2 separate regions of the Homo sapiens genome follow, and region 2 is linked to region 1. Evidence: chromatin contacts called from ENCODE Hi-C data. All regions are on one chromosome and are shown on one strand. The core of a region is the stretch at or near the end of the contact, and the rest is flanking DNA. Distances in the headings are between cores, read along the strand shown. Region 1 overlaps ARHGAP26 (Rho GTPase activating protein 26). Region 2 overlaps ADRB2 (adrenoceptor beta 2).

Evidence for each region. A loop is a pair of places that touch in the nucleus more often than their neighbours do. Pooled maps may share reads with other maps.
Region 2: a pooled map of psoas muscle shows a loop between it and region 1 (6-fold over the local background). The contact joins two enhancer-like sites. A Hi-C loop is called at or near these places in 2 of 50 pooled maps.

What each region holds. Positions count from the first base shown.
Region 1 is chr5:143,132,202-143,139,924 of GRCh38, reverse strand. It overlaps ARHGAP26 (Rho GTPase activating protein 26), which reads right to left. Exons shown (of 23, transcript NM_001135608.3): 19 at 5,820-5,958. Among named protein-coding and RNA genes, the nearest start is that of ARHGAP26-IT1, 56 kb to the left of the region's middle. RefSeq lists a silencer at 4,841-4,950. Within about 2 kb of position 3,981, at least 4 of the 41 ENCODE cell types and tissues checked have a DNase peak (open chromatin) inside an H3K27ac peak, as active enhancers do.
Region 2 is chr5:148,828,375-148,836,097 of GRCh38, reverse strand. ADRB2 (adrenoceptor beta 2) reads right to left here. Exons shown (of 1, transcript NM_000024.6): 1 at 7,475-7,723. Among named protein-coding and RNA genes, the nearest start is that of ADRB2, 5.6 kb to the right of the region's middle. Within about 2 kb of position 4,282, at least 10 of the 41 ENCODE cell types and tissues checked have a DNase peak (open chromatin) inside an H3K27ac peak, as active enhancers do.

The DNA of each region.
Region 1 (7,723 bases), core at 2,732-5,231:
AAGACCTTGTTGCTGGCTCCCTTCAATCCTTCTGGCTCCCCCTTCTACAGTCGTCCAGAAAAAGCACAGCGTGTGTGTCAGTACCTTTCACCTAGATGTACCAGTACAGTCTCTGCTGGATGGTGTATCTGTGTGGAAACTTGGAGATTAAAGAGTAATCTCCTTTGCTGCCATTCATCTGGGAGCACAGTTGAAAAACCTCGTTCCATCTGTTCGAAGGTGATCGCAAATGAGCGTGAGTGGCTTGGCCGAGCATATTAAAGCTACCATTCAACACATATCGCTCTCTGTGTAGTTGGTGCTAGATTTGGAGGGGAGACTGTCACGTGGCTGCAGCCTGCCAGGACGCACATTGAGGTACCCATTCAATATGGTTCAACTGCCCCCATGTAGCCCTGGAAGCTGGAACAGATGGTTTTCATTGCTTCTGTAACTCAGGCTAGCAAGGTTTTCACTTCTGTAGCTCAAGAACTGACAAAGGTACCCTTTTGGAGATAACAAAGTATAGGGAAGGAAGACTAGAAGACTACCTGGGTACAAATCCCTTCTCTGCCATTTGCTGACAGTGTAACTGCTTAACCTCTTGACCTCAGTTTACTTGTCTGTAAAATGTGGATATAAGAACCTACCTCACAGGATTATCATCAATTGTGGGGATGACACGAGATAATGAGGTTAGTAGGCACATAAGTAGAGCTATAATTATTTTTATTTTTATTGTTATTATTAGATGAGGTTCAAATTTAGTTTGGCCTGAAAGTTCTTTACCAAATGTATCCATTTGTACTTCCACCCCAGCCCCTCAGCATTTTACCGGCAGATGCCCAGCTGAATGAAACTTTGAACTCCAGGTTCTTAAGTGGAACTGGAAACATTTTCCCTTGGAGATAAGGAAGAGTTCGCGGACTAGGTCACAACAGCTAACCCTAAAAGAATGCATCTCCTGGGGAACCATCCCACAATTTGAAAGCAAAATAACGACTGGTTAACAGTGTCACTTTGAGGTAGAATGACAGGGTTCAAATCTACGTTGTTGCCGTGTAACCCTGAGCGTACACTATTTAATGTAAATTTTATTTCCTTTCGACTGTAAAACAGGGACAGTACCTGTGTCATATAATTTTAAAGATTAGTTGGGCTGTTGTGGTGCACAATGTCCAACACAAGAAACCACCTGGTAAGTTATATAGTCATAGATATTAAACACAGACAAGAAAAAAATCAATTTCTAGGGAAAACGTCTTCCAGGTTCAGTTTGGCTAAATCACCTTTCTACAGTTCTCTCCGCAGTTCTACAGACAAGAGCTGCCCACTGCTACTCACAGAGAGACTCTCCCATCACAGACCACCGTTCCTATCTATTGGGCCAGAATGGGACCCTTCATATCATTTTGTATCTTTCTCAAAACTCTTCCTTTCAGAAAACCTTCCTTGACTGTCTACAGATAACTTTGATATCTAGCTCCTTCCTCACTAAAATATTCAGTGGTTTCCTGATGGTTTGTATTTGTTGCTACGATGCTTTCTAAATCCTGCATTTCCCCATCATTCCCTTTCCTCTTGTCCACAAAGTTTTCATCTCAGAGGCTGCTCCCATTTCACTCCTAGCCCCATTTCCATCACACATTGCCTATGATATGAGGAGCGACTTGCTGTCTTATAACTGACCTAAGTCCCTGCCCAGCACAGAGCATGAGAAACCATCAAGCTCCTCATTCTGAGAATAGACCACAGCTTTACGTTTAGGAAAAGGAAAACAAAACAAAACAAAACACAAAACCACCTAGAGAAGACTATACTAATACCCATAGATTAAAGAGAGAGAGTCGCAGGCAGGGACCTGGGCACACAACTGGTCTACTCACACTGTAGGAAAAACCCCTTCTGGCAAATAAGACACACATCTATGAGCATATTCTAATATCCCAGACCATGAGCCTGAAGTGCAGGTGCAAAGGCAGAGGCCTGAGCCTGAGGAGCTTCTTCTCTGGGAAGGAAGAGGCAAATGACAATCCAAGGCCAAGATTCACCTCTAAGAGCAAACAGTGGGCTCCAACTTTTGCACAGAGTAAGGACACTGCAGAGAGGCTGGGAGAAAAATGTATGCTGCCAACAGCACCTGGAGTCTCTTTGAGGGAAATACCTAAGTGAGCTACTCTGGAAGCCTCAACCCCACTAAGCATTTCAACTGCGGACTGGAGAGAGGACTGACAAATGGAATGCCAAATAAACATTAACTTGCAAGTGCATCAATGAAGAGAAAAAGGAGAATGACTGGACTCAAAAGGGATCAGGTGGACAGACTTATCAAAAGAAATGAGGTTCTGAAAATGATCGCAGGGCAAGTGTGAAGGTAGAGGAGAGGTATGCGGGAGTGCGCATGTGCATGTGCCTATGGGTGCATGTGTGCCCTCACAGCATATCCCTCCAACCAGGTATCTGCTCTGTGGCAAGAACCTGAAGAAAGGTAAGGTCGCATCAAACCAGGACAGGTGTCACTATGAACTGAAAGGGCACAGCAGGAAACTGACATGAACGGCAAGTGTCCACAGCCCACTGACAATATCTGAACCCAATTCTAGTTGAGTGGAGGAAAGGAACTTGAGTTTCTATACTTAAATTAAGAGGAAGGATGGAAGTCAGTCAAAATTAAAAGCCAGTTTGTGGATTCCAAACAGTGATATGCATTCCACAAGTGGGACACAAAATAATTCTAAGGTGGGATATGGATGACCACTTTCCATCTTAATGGTTACATGTTTATTTTAACATATATTAGAGAATAATACAGTGAGACCATTGAAGTCGTGTTCTTAGAGGTCTTATGTATCAGGATGAAGCCAGGGAAAGAAGTGAGTTGCTTTAAGGTTAACTTAAAGAAGTATATTAAATAAGTCACAGTGCATGAGCTATGTGGCTGTGGCACAAATGGTGAATGAGGGGTTATGTACATGACTGGCATTTGGGAAGCACTGAGCTAGGTGTGTCAGGAGGCCTCAAACTGAAATCACTGTTATATGGAAATATATACCTTTTTTCACAAATTATTACATTTGCATAATCGTTACCTGTACTTTAATGCCAAACAGTAAATTCAGCAAAGTGCTAGGATAAAGTTTTCTGTCTTTGTCCATAGACCAGACAAAGAGAAAGGTGAAGTGTGTGAAAACTTCACAGTGCATTATCATCTGCTCACCCGACAGTGACGGGTGGCTGGATTACAACCTGGGAGGGAGCAGGTCCCAGCAGAACCTTCCAGCTCCTAGCTCAGTCTTCCCCAGTCAACTCTCCCACTGCCCCCCCACAGGGTGCCTTCCATGCCGGTTTGGATAGTATGCTAGCTTCGCAGAAAAAAAGGGGTCTCTAAAACAAACCAATATATACACACAGACACCCATATAAATTGCAGTTAAAGAACACACAGACTTGCAGTTAAAATGTTTATTCTCTGAGAAAGGAGGGAAAGTTAGGCTCCCTACAAATATCTGAGCATATCTGTATGCTCCGGTCATGTTTCCAGGGAGCATTTCCTAACATTTAGAGAAAGGCCCTATTGTTCACTGTCTTCTCCTTTTGCATCCCCTGTCTACCATCTGCAGACATGGACAGAGCAGCTTGCTCTGCAGCTGAGACAGACCTGCTTTCACACATCCTTAACTTTCATCCTCTGCCTTGTGTGATAAAATTAATCTTGGACAAAGATCTAGCTGATTTTCTCCTGATCTCCATCTTCATTCTTATGAGCTCCCAGAGAATGCTTTAAAGCCTATTCCAAAGCTGCTTCTGCTTCATTCTAACCACATACCCAGCACTATTTTAAGCTTAGGGAATTTACCAATACTGTCTAGCCTCTCCTAATCTACACCGTACACTGATAAGTACAAAACATTAGGTGACCGTGGCTGTCCTGGAAACCTGAGAAGCACATTACCCCATAGCCTGATGCCTCATTCATTCAGCAGGTGTGAGTGAGGCCAGTTCTGTTCCAAGTGTTCCCTGGTACACTCGCAGGGGCCCAGGCCACGTGCAGACCACAGTGAGAATGACCCCAGCCAGATATTTAAAAGGAACACAGGCTACTGTTAGAAGGAAAGCCAATCCCAGGACAGGGTCAAAGTCCTGAAACGTTGTATATCTGTTGACCTAGAAATTATTCTAAGAATTTATCTAAAGAAATGTTCATGAAAAAAGAGCAGATTTAGTTACAAGGATGTTAATAGTAGCTTTACTTATAAAAGCAAAATATTTGAAACAACCCGAATGATGCTAAATATACCAAGGTACAGCCACATGATGAGATTCAATGACATCTTGAAGTGCAGTAAGGGTTTTGGGATGGGGAAGGTTTGCTTTTAGAAGTTATGGTAAGGAAGGCCACTACTTTAGAAATACAAGGGGATTAAATAAGCACCTTTTTGGTGACAAAAAGAAAGATACCAATCCAGATATGAAGCCTCTCCTCTTCAAGGCAAAGTAGCTCACTGTCCTGCCTCTGTCCCTTTACTGTACCTCACAGAAACGAGTTATAATAATGATGATGATGGCAATACCTGTGCCATTACCACCCAGCATTTACTGAGCACTGACTCTGCTCCTGGCAACATTTGAAGGGCCTTAATCCTCAGAACAACCCCATGAAATAGAAAGCATCAACCCTATTTTGCAGAAAAGGAGAATGGGGCCCTGAGATATTAGGTAACTTCCCAAGCCACTCACTGCTGATGAGCAGCAGAGGCAGAATCACACCCAGACGACCTGGGGCCAGAGTGTGTTTAACCACTGTGTTCTGCTACCTCTCTCAATGTGTATATCTCTAATGAAGCAGCTGTGATGCTGACTCACATTTGTAGTCACTTGTCTACCTTCCTTACTCAGTTTTGAACTCCTTAAAGCCAAGGTCCCATGCTTATATTCCCAGTCCCTGGTAGGTGTCGTGTAAACGTCAGCTGCATGAATGAACCATCCTTGGTTATCTGTGTGTGATTAAACGGTAACCAATAATGGTAGTAGCTGCTCTCAGTAATTGGCCCTTGCCATGTCCCAGGCCTTATGCCAGATGCTGAAATGCATAATTTCATTTAATTCGCATAACTTCCTATGAGTGGGTCCTATTATCCCTATTTTACAGATGAGCAAATGGAGGCTCTCTTAGAGCAAAGGCTGAAACAATACTGTATATTTTAGGGGTCAGTACCTGATCATTGCAAAGAACTCAGAAATCCTGAGATGAAAAACGGATGTGATATAATTGTGGTGATAACACACTGGTATTTGGAACAAGTAAGGTATTGTTCCCTAATTAATTCACTAATGAATTTCAAATATTTTTAGGTGTCGACTCCATGCCAGGCACCATGAAAGGTGGAGTAAAAGATCAAGCCGTACAAGGTCCCACCCTCACAGAGTCACATTCTAGTAGGGCATGTGACTCACACTAATGGGTATTTCATTACAACCGAGAAAAGGAAAGGACACTGGATCTATGGGAATTGCTAACAAAAGGGGAGCTTAAGAAGCAGTGCCTGAGCTCAGCTCTTATTGTGTAGGAGCAGGAGGAAAAGAGACTCAGCTGTTTGTCCACAGGTGATCTGGAAAGAGAATCCTCAATGGCAGCCCTTCTCTTTCATTCTCAATAATATTGCTTCCTGTCCTATCAGGGTTACTCAGCAAAGGCACTTGGGAGGGCACAATGATACAGTCTTCAAGGACACAAAAAGCCAGTAGCACACAGAGAAAAGCTGGAAGTGTCCACCCTGAGCCGTGCAGGTAGCATGGGATGTCCCTGAATGCCACGCTGGCCCTATGCAGCAAAGACTCACGTTTCTCTGTTGACTGAACGGTGTGGAAGAGCGTCAGGGGCCTCTCGCTGCAGGACGGGGGCTTGGAGTCACTGCTCTTCTTCCGAGACAGGTGCAGCTGGGCATTGGTGAGAGGCATATCGGGCACGGTGTTAAATATCTGCAAACGAAGTTTCACAACAAGGTTACTCACATCTGTGGACTGGGAAGAAAACAGGCCTGAAGCAGTACAACGGAAAGCTTGGCAGTGTCTTGGAATTAGCAAGAAAAGATCCGAGAAGACCACTGGCAGTTGTTCAAGACTTCATTTTAAACTTTTCTAGGAAATGGCATTAAACATTCTTGTTTGGAAGCTTATCCCAGAGTTTGATAACCACCCACTTCCATTTCTAACCTCTTCTGCCACAATTTCCACTAAGCGTCTTTTTATTGTTCTCTCCAGGGAAAAAGAAAGCAGCTGTGCTCAATAGAAGCCACTGTCTGTTAACAGCACTTGAAGTTTTTTGACTACCTTTGTCCAGAACCAATGAATCAAAAATTCCTTTATTTTTCTCCATTGGTTCTAAGTTCTTAACAATTACTTCACAACTTTCTTAAACTGTGAAACATGTATTTAAATAACATTTCACAAAGGGTCCCAGGGCAGGGCACCATTTCCCAATCCTCATCAATTGTCCTCAGCTGCAGCATCCTTTTCTAGTTCAGCAGCTCCGTGTTATCTGTGATGCTGAGCTTTTCCTCGTTTATCTTGATAAAAGTAACACACACACACCCACACACGTACTATGGACAATTTGAAAAATGCAGAAAAGTCTCAAGAAGAAAACAAAAAATTATCCCGATTTTACCACCTAGAGATAACCACTGTTAGCATTTAGGTTTTATTTATTTATAAGCTTTTTTTTTGGAGGAGGGGCTTTTATTCTTCTAAAAGTTCATGCTAAAAAATGAGAAGAAAATGATAGAAATCATGACAACTCTCATCTTTATTTCTACAGATAAAAGTATGGCAGACTTTAATAATTATAATAGCTAATACTTATATGGTGCTTACCATGATTATAGTAGCCACCACTTATTGCAGACTCCCTTAGGTACCAGTCGTCACACTGTGTACTTTTCATGTAGCTCACTCAGTTCTCAGCAATCCTGAGCAACAGGTAATGTCCTCAGCATTTTATAATGAAGAACTAAGGCTCAGGGAGGTTCAGTAGCCACAATTGTAGATACAATTTCAGAAGATAACAGTTTTTTTTTTTTTTTTTACCCCAGATTCCTTTTTAAATGGATACAATAATACTGATGCTCATTCATTCAATCAACACACACCTTTTAAGCATCTCTTTTATAGTAGGCACTATGGGTCTAACAGTGAAGGAGGCAAACACGTTCTGTGGTTAGAGAGTCTGCCCTCCTGTAGCTATGGTTTACTGAGTCCTTGCCACACCAGGCACTAAGTTAAATGCTTTGTATGAATTATTCCAGTTAATGTTAACACACACTTTTCATCATTGAAATTATATTCTTTATTCTGTTTGTATCATATAATTTCATCTAACATTATACAGTATTTCCTCATTCATTAAAAAAATCTTCAGACATGATTCTTAATGGCTGCATAACACCCCCACTATATATTGAAAAATCAAAATTTATGGATCCACTCATTACCATCTCTTATTCTTTGAAGTTGGTCTCCTCCCTCCTGAGTTTTCTCCTTCCTAACAGTCTCTGATGTGTCTAGGGCCACCTTTCACCCATGAGTGGCCCTAGACACATCAGTCTTTCTCATGGTCCTCTCTCCTTTTCTGTGTGCATTTAAAAACAGAACTCAAAAGCCGATGTGTAGGAAACAAAATCATAAGAATTATGAGAATTTCAGCCCAAACAGCTGCTCTCCATGGGTTGGCGGGTCCTCGGGCTCC
Region 2 (7,723 bases), core at 3,033-5,532, 5.7 Mb before region 1:
TTTTTAAATTTGATAACACAGGAAAATACGACTTCTGCTTATTTGACTGAACGGCTATTTGTGTGCATGCATACAGCCATATATGATCAGCTTTTACATGCCTACTTTCTGTGCTGTAGAGCAGGAAGGGAAGAAGAAGACAGTGTGATCTCCCATGGCCCCAAATTGTGATCCTTGGACCACCCGCTTTACCGTCCTCTGGGAAAGTTGTGGCAAATGCAGATTCCTGGCCCCCAACTACAATGCTATTAGCTCAGAATCTCAGAATGGGCGTCAGGAATGTTCATTTTCTCAGAAGTTTCCCCAAATCATTTCTGTGTTCTGTAACTGCCATAAAATAAAATAACATCAAGAAATTCATACGTAAACTGACACAACTAACCCCTTCACAATTCTATAAAAAAAGATTTCTAAGGCTGGCACCACTCTGTCCTTCAGGTTAACCGTCTATTCTTTTGCATTGAGGATGCTGGGTGAACGTTTGGATTTGTAGACATTGTGGAAAATGAAACAAGAAACCCAGTTTGAATGTTTGTGAGCAACATTGTGAGCAGAACAGACTTATTTTTGCAATACATATCACAAGAACCATGAGGACCTCTCAGACAAACAAAACAAAATAAAACAACAGCAACAAAAACCCACCAACAGACCATAAGGGTTGTCTGTGATATTTAGAAATATCTAAATGGATTTTTATAAAAAGAAAACTAAGCAGTAGTTTTAGAGATAGAATTGAAGAAATGAAGAAAATTCCCCCTACAAAGAGTTGTGGCTTTGGGACACAAGCCTTAGGTTGTAAAATCGGTATGGTGTGCTTGAAAAAAAACCAAGAGTTCCCTAGAATTCTACTTTTGCTTTGTCATGGGTGTTGCTGTTATGATTTTAAAAACGCTTTTCTTTCCCTGGATATATGAACCAATTTAAAAACTCCCGTCTTCCCCTCACAGCACTGGAAAAAATAAAATAAAATAAACCAAGCCAGCAGAGAGCATGCTCCCTGGGGCCCTGTCCTACTTTGCCCAGTGACCCCAGCCACCTTGAGCCCAGGTTTTGCAGCCAGTGCACTAAGGAATAAGGAGTTACAGGCTGTGTCATGGCCCATCTCACCCTGCTATTCTCTAATGAGAAACCTCAGATGCTGACACAGACCTTGTCAGAGACATGGCAAGAGCACCCAATTTCCAGATGTCAAGAGCTTCCTGGCCCGAAAGTGGTGATTTGACTCAGTGCAAACCATTGTGCTGTGATCAGGTGTCTCCTTCTGCCCTGCTATCTGGCAGGGGAAGCTCACTTAAACTGTGTCTGAATGATGGCGAAAGACAGAGATGCCGACTCTAAGTACGATCCTGTTTCCTAGTTTATACTTAATCACAACCTGCCTAGACAGTAGTGCTTGCTCCTTGGTCTCAAGGGGCATACATTAATCAGGCCCCTCTGAGAAGATTCCATGGAGAATTAGAACAAAATGCACCCATTAAAAATAACCTCTCATAATCTTCTCCTTCCTTCTTTCTTACCTGATCTCCAACTGAGAAAAGACAGACGGCCTATTCTAGTGGCAAAACACACACACAGACTCTGGTTCAGAATACCTGGGTTTCACTCCAGTGGGTTATGTGATCTTGGACAGCTTAGTTTACCTCTGAAAGTCTTAGTTTTCCAATTTATAAAATGAAGGCAAACATAATAGCATATTATTGTGTGAATACTAAATGAGAGCATGCACCAGAATTGCCAACTATAATGCTTGGCTCATAAGAAGCACTTCGTAGCTATTAGCAGTTACTATTATCAAAAGAGGCTCTCTATGAGAATAAAAACCTACTGTTGCACTTTTCCAAACAGAAGTTATTGGTCACTGTGTGACCTGAATAGACTTATTTTCACACAAATCAACAGGCTGGGTAGGAGGCATTCAACAATGTCAAAAGAACTCTGTCCTGGGTGTTCAGTGGTTAGTTTCCTCTGCTCCGAAAGCAGATTAGAGCCCAGGTGCAGAAAGTGTGCTTTCAGCAAGGCAAGTATAGAAACATCTTTTTCATCCACTAGCAAGGGGCAGGGGGAGGGATTCTCTCTGATTTACACAAAGTTTATATCTTTGTAGCCTTATTTCTCAAAATGTGGCCCATGGACGATCTGTGTTGGAAAAACCTGGAGAAACTTGCTAAAATGCAGATTCTTAGACCCCAACTCAGACCTTGTGATTCAGACTCTCCGGGAGTGGTGATTCTTTCGTACCTGAACACTATAAAATCAGGCCAATGGGCAAACAGGAATTATAACATCTGTATCACAGTATACATAAAAGTAAGTTCAAGGGAACATTTGTAAAAGTATCAGCAGTGGATCCAAAACAGTATAAATAATATAATTCTATTTTCATTTACAAATATATTTATGTACATTTGTATAGCTAGGCTTAGAACAAAGACTGGAAGCATATACATCATCAAATTTATTGATGGTTATCTTTAGGTGGTGACATTAAGTGGGATTTATCTCATTTTATACTTTCATATACTTTTAAATGTCCTATAATAATTATCCATTATCCTTTTAAAAAGAAAAAAATATGCTTTTAAAAATAAAAGCAATGCAGTCAGATGTGTGGTGCTGAAGACTTCCTAATATCTTACAGAATTTTAGAGAAAGAAGGAAACAGAGGACCCATATAAACCAAAGCATCTCTCTTTAGAGGTGATGAAATGGGTCTAGAGAAGGGAAGTGGCCTGCCTGAGGTTACCCAGACTCTTAGTGGCTGGGCTATGACAGACCCCAGGTCTCCAGGCTTTGGGGCTAGAAGCTTTGAAGTGTTCCAGTGCTAGCCAGGGACCTGCCTCTATTCCTTCCTGCCCTGTAGGGGTGACAAAAAGACCAGAGGAAGTGCAATGATTCCGAGGGTGGAGAAGGATGTAATAGTCTTTGCAGAGAGGACTTTGCAGCTCTCATTATTCTCGCTCTGGGAGTTAGTAGGTCATTTGCAAAAGGCATGGGAAGAGCAGCTGATGAAAAGGTCTAATAGTTTGGAAAACTGCTTAACCTTATTGCTCTATTTCTGGATTTCTCCCCATGGCCAAAGGTTGTTGAGATACTGATTTCCCCCGGAGGTTTCCCATTTAGGAATGCAGTGAAACCTCTGAAATCCAGAGGAATTGGGGAGAAGGCCAGCTGGAATTAGGGAACAGTTTGAATACACTTTAAGAACATTCAGGTCTGCTGTTTTCAAGGACATAGGATCACAGATTTGGAAAGAGCCTAGCCCAGCCTCCTGCTCAGTGCAGGCCTTGTGCTTCATCCTGAACAGAGCTTCAGCTTCATCTGGGCTTCTCTTGAATGCTTCCAAAAACGGGAGGTTCACAATTCTGATAGATCATTTATTTCGCTCTTTGGAAAGTCTTCCTATACCCGAGCTAGAATCTGCCTTTCTGTAAAGTTCTGCTTGCCTTCTTGTATTCATGCAGAACCGAGAAATCTGTTTTTTTCCCCCCTAGATCATACTGAAAAGCAATTATCATGCACCAAATAGTACTTCACAGCATTCTCTTCTGCAGGCTGACAACCTTCAGAATATTCAACCATTGTTTATATGGCAAATGTCATCAACTCTAATTAGAAATATAAATGATTATCTCTAGCCTGTAAATTAACAACTGTATAAATTCAGAGGGGAGCAGAGCTTAGATACCACCTGTACTGGCCTCAAATTACAGATGAGTAAACGGAAGTCGGCTGAAGAAAACCGCCTCACCCAACTTCAGAGAGAGAGAGAGTGGGGTGGTGGGTGGGAGGTTGGAGGGGGGCTCTTTTCACCTCACCCTGCCTCCTATTATTCACAAAACACCAGAATTTCTCAAGTTCTTGAAAGTGCTTAGGAAGTTTGTTCTCTTACGCATTTAGAAAAATCCCTCCTTCAAATTATATTTGCACTGTCAGTGAAGTATGGATTAGCACAGACTGAATTTAGTAGAGGTTATACTGTCAATGGAAAGTATCATTCAAAGCATATTAAGCTTCCTTGCTCTCTGCTGTCAGAAAATCATCTCCTTTGATCTAGAATGCTAGCTCAAGATGGAAAACATACCTATATGGCTACCCAGGCCTATCAAATTTCCATAAGGTCTGGCTACCCACTCAATTTAGGAGGCCTTCCCAACTTTGGAGCTGAGAAAGAGTGCCAGGACGTAGGGCAGCCTGTGTTTCTGCTTTACTCTGCTGTGTTCGTTTTAGAGTTTCATATCCTCTTTCCATTTTGGTCTGATTCTCTGATGAGAAGACAAAACAAAGACTTGGAGAAGCAAACTAGGCACTTCAGTGATTGGTTTTTTGTGTCAGTCCCCAGAAACCCTGCAGTCACATGCTTGGAAGGGAACATTCCTCCCTGCCTCAACCCACAGCAGTCTCCGTCTTCTCTCAACAAAGTATTGCATTTCCAGTTCTTACACTTGTTCTGGCACAGATTCTAAGCTACCTCGTGCTGCTTCCTGGTTTGCCTGGGTGCTAGGCTCCATGGATCCTGGAATCACAGAGACCTGGGTTCTCGTCCTGACTCTGCAACTAGTTGGTTGTATGGCTTTGGAAAGTTACTGAAGCTTTCTGAGCCTCAGCTCCCTCATTTGTTAGATGAGGACAATTATGCTACCTACATCATACAGTTGTGAGGACATAACGCCTAACAGGTGTCTAACATAGTCACTAACTTTTAGTAAGATTCCATAAAAGGTATCTGCTTAGTATCCTTAATATCATGATCCAAAAGGCAGAAATGGAAACCTATACTTTTCTCATGCTGCATACAGTAGGTGCTCCATAAATACTTTCTGACTGATTCTGGTTTAGGCTCCATTTGGCAATAGGTTCACCATAAGAAACATTCTAAGAATCATGTAAAGACAGTTCCTATTCTCAAGCTCCCCTTTCTCCAGATTCCTTATCCCATTAATTATTGCAGTGGGGAGGCTCACCCTGTCCTGCCACTGTTCACACCTCTCAGCTTGCATCTTAGAAAAAAGTTCTTCTTATTTGACAGACTCTGAGAACTTGCTGTCCAGGCAAAAAAAAAACTCACGATGAGGAATACAACACAAACCTTAGGTGGCCAGCATGTCAGCAAACAGAGAGACGAAGGGACACTGACAAAAGCCAACCCCTCAAAAGAAACAAAGCAACACACCAAAGAGGTAGAAAGCAAAGGATTAAGATATGCCTAGAATGCTCTTGCTTATCAGGACCCTTAAAACTAATCAAGGTTCTTGTGTCTACAGTATTCCTAAAGGAACGTGAATATGGTTAAACTCTCCTTTTAGCTGGGAATCTGAATTAACATTAATACCTGAATTTTAACAGAAATTACATTAGACATTCCTTTAGGCAAAAGAGTATATATACAACACCGACATCTGGTTATAAAGAGCTAAGGAATCTCCCAGCTTCCCTAAATGCAGAAGATATCCTAGTGGATGCTTGTTGAGTTAAATGAACAATTATTTCTTTTGTCTCTATTGCAGATTATTTGTTTATGCTCTAAATTTTGTGTTAAGGACAAAAGAAAAATATATTGGCTGAAATGAATGTGTTATGTTATAGCCCCAGTTGAGGGTGAGGAAAGAACGCAATGCTAATGTGGTGGAGAGAATGCAGCAGTTCCTGGAATAGCAGTTGGGTTCCCTGGCTTGAGTCCCACTCTGACATCCTTGGCTGCTTACCTTGGGCAAGCCCTTCACCTCACAGCGTTTCAGTCTCATCAGATGTTAAATACTTTCTATGGGCTCTTCCATGTCTGAGATCTTATGAGGCTACAGGGAGCATGAATATTAGCCAAAGAAGCTGCCCAAATCTCTGAGTGTGGAGACCAGAGCAGTAGAAAGAGAATGTGATAATAGCAGTAGAAAGAGAAGGTGATAATGTGTAATAAGGGTTTTCAATAGGTATGAAAACCCTTGGAAAAAAGTAAAAGCACTGAATGACACACATTCTCCAATTTGCCATGGCATGTTCCAAAATCACAGGCGCCTAACCTTCTCCTGATAGCTCGGTGCTCACCCAAACATCCCATCATTGAGTTGACAGGAAGCAGAGAAGGCCAATGCTTTTCTGGTTGGGGACCTTGGCTGCAACAGAAAGGAAGAGGGGAGTGGAGTCAGCTTCATGAGCCAGTGGAATGGCAATGAACCCTGCAGGCTGATCTGCTCTAGCCTGGCGTTGCCAAGGAGGACGATCCACTTCATCAAACCTGGGCCAAGCTCTGGCTCAGACACACAGGCAAAAATAGAAAGGGGCTGGGAGAAGAAATGTGTTTACTTTTGTGATTTCCCCTAACGTGCCTCTTGACAGTATTATAATCTCTTCACAAACAGGAGTCATGGCCCACAGGCCTCACCTCCATTGATAAACCCTCTCAAACAATTCATGTACAGACTTAAAGCCTTCTTAACATTTCATGATCACTATTTGGGCAGCTAGAAAACAAGTTTAGAAGGCAGCATGATGGAATGGAAAGAGTGCTGGTGAGGGTCTGTTACTGCCTAGGTGAACTGTGAAAATCCCTCTCTAAGGCTCTGCACAATCAAGCGCTTGCATTAGAAAGAATGTATGTATCTGCTGAGATTTTTACAGTTTCTACCAGTGACTCTCAACCAGGGGCTAATTCGCACCTCAGGGGCTCTTTTGCAATGTCTGGAAACATTTTTGCTTGTTATAAGCAGGGGGTGCTATTGGCATCTAATGAACAGAGGCCAGAGGTGCTACACATACAATGATGCAGCCCCCATAACAAAGAGTTATCTGGTCCAAAATGCTAACAGTGCTAAGACTCAGAACCTTGGTTTACACTGAATCGAGGAGAGTCAGTGGGAGAAGAAAACAGGGACCAAAGGAAAGAAGGAAAAGGGGTTAAAATTCTGTTTCTAGTTCATGAGGTATCCATCAGTTATGTGTTCTCCAGCTTTTCTCCCCATGACCAATGCCTTTTGAATTTTCCCTCAGAATTACGGGGCCATGTCTGAGTAGCTTCCTCATAAGAACATCTTCCTTATCCCTAAAATGCCAAGCCCTGATGCAGTACAAAGAGCTCCACTGTAACACATGGCCAAGACAGAAATATAAACAGTTTTGAAACAAGTAGAACTGGAAGGTGGGTGGTGGGTGCACGTGGAGAGAAAAAAACATATCCCCTTAACTCCGCTTCTGTGAGTCAGTGTTTCTGAGGTAACAACACAGAACAATAACCATAGGGAGAGTTGAGCTATACTAAGAGCAGGCAGAACTGATTTGGGGCACAAGTGTCAGGAGAGATGCAGCTTTGCAGCAGCAGACTCAAAGGCAAATGAAAGGGTTAAGCAATCTGTGCATGTCATTCTTGTATCATTCTACATTAAGTCATGGGCAGTAATTACAAGTAGTTACCTGCGGTTTCCAGTGGGGGAGGCAACAGCACTCCAGTCAAGGGGTTTTGGAGAAACAGGTGCAATGAAGGCATGGTCAAACAATTTATTTACTGTAAACTTTAGACTTTGCTCGGGAAAACAACTGAAGCTGCTCCTCAAATCCCTGCCTAAAATACCCCGTGTGAGCAAATAAGAGGAGTGGGGGAAGAGTCCATGTTCACAGCTGAAAGGTCCGAGATACTCAAAATCCTCAAGTCCAAGGGTGTAGGAAGGAAAATCTCCTTCAGATACAAATTACCAGCAGCAATATATTACCCCTAATACTTGAATAGTGAGGT